Linked DNA regions of Mus musculus: region 1 is linked to region 2. A link is a loop called in an ENCODE intact Hi-C map of the cell type or tissue named here. Cell type or tissue: heart. All regions are shown on one strand.

Region 1 (2,500 bases), 310 kb after region 2:
TTTGATTCAGATATTTTATGTCATAGGGCTCGTTTCAAAAAATGGAACTTATAGTCTAATTCAAAATGTAACTGTTAGCTTATACAATTTCTCATTATCAATTTGTCTTCTTAACAAGGAGCTCAGCTCAGCAGGCTAATAACTGGTTCTTCTCTGTCAAGCTTCCCAGGACCCGCAAGGGCCTTTAGTCTGTGATGTCTGCCACCACCTAGTGGTCCTCTGGAGAACTACCACTGGGTTATGAAGCCAGAGAGAACAGAGACAATTCTGTAGGTAGCGTTCCTGTAGGCACTGCTTTATTTACACAAGATACGCATCAGTATTGGTAAACACAGGTGGATTCTCAAAGAGCTTGCTTTCCTGTGTTACATTTGTGTTACCTGAATGTTCAATTTGGAAAAAAATGAAACTATTACAGAAGGTAATGTGCTTAAAACTGGCAAGCCATTTTCTCACACAGACTCTCATAATGCTGAGAGGGAGGGAGCAATGCTGCCTGCCTGCAGAGACTGGTGCTGTCAGAAGACTGGGGGCTGCCTTGCTTGCCTTGTGACCCGGCACCCAAACTAATGCCTGACTCATGGTAGATTTCTGTCTGCGGGAACGGTGGGTTAAGTAGAGAAGGAGATTCTAGGACGTGAACCTAGAAATGTTATCTTCTTCTCATAGGAAGGAACAGCTCGGCATTTAGAATGGGAATACAGAAATCATCACAGCCCAGTGGAGGTGCGGCTGGAACTAGAGCCCGCTTTGTTCCCAAAGCTTCCAGTTGCAGAGAAGGAAGGCCTGGGCTACCCATGTGGCTGCAGTGACGATGCTGACTGAGCAGAAATGAACTAAGTGGCATGCTTAGGTGGGGCAGTTCTTTACCCCCACTGGGAGTCTGGTTTGAAATGCAGGCTAGTTTGGGACTGAAGATGTGTAGTATTGAGTGCAGCACTTGTCTGGCCTCGGTTTGATCCCGGGCCAGTGGACAGGTGGATGAATAGATGAGTACCTCAAACTGTATAATACTAACTTATTGTGGGCAAGTCAAAATAAAGGTGCTAAGATTCCAAGAGCTGTCATGCCCCTGCTTTGCCTCATTCCTTCATCCCTCAGAAGGGTTCTCAATTAGGTGGTCACCCTTTGTGTAGAGAATATTTAAAGCATTAAAAACCCATTCCCGGGGTTATTAATTAATGTATGTTTTAAGCTCTATGAAAGTATATAAATTTACATACTACAAATAAATACATCTATTGTGAATGATAGTTAAATGAACTAGTTTTACCCCATCAAGCTTTCCAGGGTGACAATTCATCTGTGATGTCTACCACCTAGTGGTCATTTGGGGAATTGCCACTGAGTTTTGGCTAGTTTTTTAGGTTGTCTTATAACAGTAAACTGTTCGCGCATGGTTGCACTTAGCCCCTGTGCCTGTACAGTCATGCTGAGGTCACTATTGCTGTGCTTCCTATCGTGATGCCGTGTCCCCTGGACATACACTAGTAACAGTCATGCCATGTGGTTTCTGCATTCAGCTGCTCTTTCTGCAGGCATCAGTGCCTGTTTTTGCACAGTGTGACGCTGCACCACTTGTCAGTCGCTGGCACTTTGGACTGCAATTTGGGCTGTTAATAAGTAATTGAGCCAGGAACAGCCACTTACGTGTTTGAACATTTATTAACTTTCATGAGTGGAAGCTGCTCATCGAAGCCCTCTCCTCCGCACATACTTCAGGCCGTGAATGTTGGCTTTATCCTTACAAGTCCTTGCTGTTGTACACGTCTGCTTTTGGTAGGCTAACAGAACTACAGAGGTGCTCGCTGTCTTTAACTTACAAGTCTCTACATGCTGACATCTCTTCCACATCCCCGCTCCACATCTCTTAGGTCTTTTCACTTTATATTTACTTCACATTTCAATTAAGTTCTGTAATAATTCCACACATTTTTTTTTTTTAAAGATTTATTTATTATATGTAAGTACACTGTAGCTGTCTTCAGACACTCCAGAAGAGGGAGTCAGATCTCATTACGGGTGGTTGTGAGCCACCATGTGGTTGCTGGGATTTGAACTCTGGACCTTCGGAAGAGCAGTCGGGTGCTCTTACCCACTGAGCCATCTCACCAGCCCCTCCACACATTTATATAACACAGTCTGATCACACTCCACCCCACCCCTCCCACTCTAGTGAACCCCTTCTCCTCTCTGCAGAGCCCCCTCATTCTCATGCCTTCTCGTTTGGTTTGTTATCTACTGGATTTAACCAGAGTCCTGTGAGCATAGGTGACACTGTTGACTGGAGCCTGGGGAACCCACCAATGACTGCACTACCCCTCCCCCAAGGCCCACCAGATTCAGTAACCCCCGCCCCCCGGGGAGAAGCAGGGCCCCCATGACCACTCAAACCTCATTCATGATTAGTTATTGATCTTCCCAGTCTTGTGTAGGCAGCTACAGCTTTTGCAAGTTTATTATTGACTATCCAGATCATGCCCATCAGATAGTGAGTGGT
Region 2 (2,500 bases):
CAAGTTGTTTCCAGTTTCTGTTTGCTTGATAGATCATTTCTCATCATTTGAGTCTTATTCTTTAGATGTCTTTAGTGGTGAGGTGTATTTCCTGAAGACAACGTAGTATGGAATCTATGGTTTCATTTGAGTTAGCCTTCAAAAATAGAAACATGGGAACAAAAGAAGCTAAACTAAATTTGAGCATAGTTAAGAAGTTATTTTAAATGTCTATCTTATGGATAATTCAGAAAGTGTATATATGCTTTAATATATTTATATACATGAATATACATAGGGTTTTGGAATTGTACTTTTATTTTCCTCATTCTTTTATGTTAGCATTTCAAATTTTGAGGCAGTCCACTCTAATAAAAATGTTGTGAAATCTTTGAAATTTTAAAAATATGGATATCTAGAGAGTATCAAAGGATAGTCTTTATGCATTTCTGAGCCACTTTAAACCATGTGGATTTTCTTGTGGCCTTTACCTGAAAATATTAAAATCTAGGTAGTTCAGTGAGTTCTTATGAAAATAGCTCTAATTTTCTTTTACATGTTTTCTTTTGTCATGTTTGCTTCTGATCTGACCTGAATTGAAGATAGCCAAAGAAGGATTTGTTATAGAAATACAAGAAAACCTGATTCTCCCTGAAGAGGTAGTGAGGGAATTCTACACTCATATAGCAGACCAGGTAAGAAGCTTTTAAAAATACACTGTGTATATATTTACACACACACACACACACACACACACACACACACACACACACACTGAACTACAATGATTGGAATAAGTTTATATTTCTATTATAAAGTAGAAAACTGGTAATTCTAGCCAATTGAATAAATTTTGGTGTCTTGAAGATGTCCACAAATTGATGATGCCCAAGATGGTATCTCTGGGGACATCTTCAGTGGAAACAAGTGGAAACAAACATTCTGCAAGATTTCAATGGTTTGTTTTGTTGAAGACTGGAAGTGATTAGCCAGTCTTCTCCTATCAATTTTCAGCCTTAGCATATATGTATGTATGTTTATACATACATATATATGGTTTTTGGAATTGTGCTTTTATTTTCCTTTCCTTATTTTAGCATTTCAAATTTTGAGTCAGTCTACTCTAATAAAAAATATTGTGAAATCTTTGAAGTTTTAAAAGTACAGATATCGAGGAAATATGCATGTAATTGCATCTGGTATGCAGGAATTCTGTAAGCCACTCTTTATCTGAATCATTTCTCTGAGGCTGTAATCCAGCAAGGTTTTTTTTCCTTGGAGGAACATGGTATAATGTTTCAAAAAACATTTTGAAGTGGGTGTGTGACTTGGAAATCAGGAGACCTATCTTCAAAAAACACTCTTTCAATATGACGAGCAGTAAATATATATTTGAATTTAAATTCATTCAAACTAAATGACATTTAAAAATTGGAGTCTTATGTATAATATGCACATTTCAGGTCCTCAATAGCCATATCCAGGAATATTGTTAGGGAGTTCAGAGTATGTTACCCATAAGGAAAGTTCTACTAGTCAGCACTTTTAAACTGATCTACTGCTCTAGTTATCCAAGTTTCCGTGTGTGTGTGTGTGTGTGTGTGTGTGTGTGTGTGTAAAATTTTGCCAATTGTGTCACCAATATGTGTGTACTTTTATGAATTGCCACCCTAGGCAAGTTACCAGAAATTGTTTTGTTTGTCAGATTTCTCTCCGTGTGTTCAAATAAACCAGACAAAGTCACCGGAAAGGGAGGAGAGTTGTGTTTTGGTTCAGGATCTGAGACATCCATAGTGGCCTGAGCCATAACCTTGATGTCTGTGTTGAGACAGAACATCATATTCAGGAGATCATGGTTAACTAAAGCTGCTTACTTCCTGAAATGAGAAAACAAAAAGTGGTCGAGAGGAAATGCCAGGGTCCTAAAACTGCTTCAAGGTAATACCCAGTGGTTGTACAGCCTTCTGCCTAAGTGCTTCGTTGCTTTCGGTAACAGTCACATGGTGGTGACCAAGCCTTTAGTATATGGCCACTGGGAGACATCAGATCCAACTGTGACAATTACTGAATTAAAAACTTCGATATTGAGCATCAAAATCTCTCCGTCTGTGTCTGTCTCTGTTTCTGGCTCTCTCTGGCTCTCCTTTCTCTGTGTGTCATGTGTGTTAGTTCTTTGAGGATTTTGTACAATATGTTTTAATCATTTCCTTCCTTTCTCCTAACTCCTTCCAGATTTGCCCCAGCTTCCCCACCCACCCCGTTTTGTGTCCCTTTTAAAAAGACAAATAAAATAAAAGAAAAAAAAAAAGAAAAAAAGCAAGAAGAAAAGAGAAAAAGAAAAGGAAAAGAAAAGTCGTTAAGTTTGATTGTGACACCAGGCATAAGACCTGCTGAAGCTGAAGCCATACAAAGTTTGAGCATGGAGATGGGAGGAGGGCCCAAATTCCCCCTTTTAGCTAAGGAGCTATCAGCAGTAATTGTGCTACACTGTATTTAAAATAATTTTCTCCTGGATGTATAT

The links. Peaks named below come from ENCODE experiments on the same cell type or tissue, not always from the same donor. Only the 100,000 strongest peaks of a DNase experiment are listed, where the experiment ranks them.
Region 1: a loop joins it to region 2, with 9 times the contacts of the local background. A loop is called at or near these places in 24 of 42 quality-filtered maps.

Annotation. Positions count from the first base shown.
Region 1 is chr13:19,363,515-19,366,014 of GRCm38, reverse strand. The region is part of intron 7 of Stard3nl (STARD3 N-terminal like); the gene reads left to right. Among named protein-coding and RNA genes, the nearest start is that of Stard3nl, 31 kb to the left of the region's middle. In heart, CTCF peaks have their summits at 217 (motif pointing left) and 1,319 (motif pointing left); no DNase peak of the experiment used is centred here.
Region 2 is chr13:19,676,011-19,678,510 of GRCm38, reverse strand. Nme8 (NME/NM23 family member 8) reads left to right here. Exons shown (of 17, transcript NM_181591.3): 9 at 582-674. Among named protein-coding and RNA genes, the nearest start is that of Nme8, 20 kb to the left of the region's middle. In heart, no CTCF peak of the experiment used is centred here; no DNase peak of the experiment used is centred here.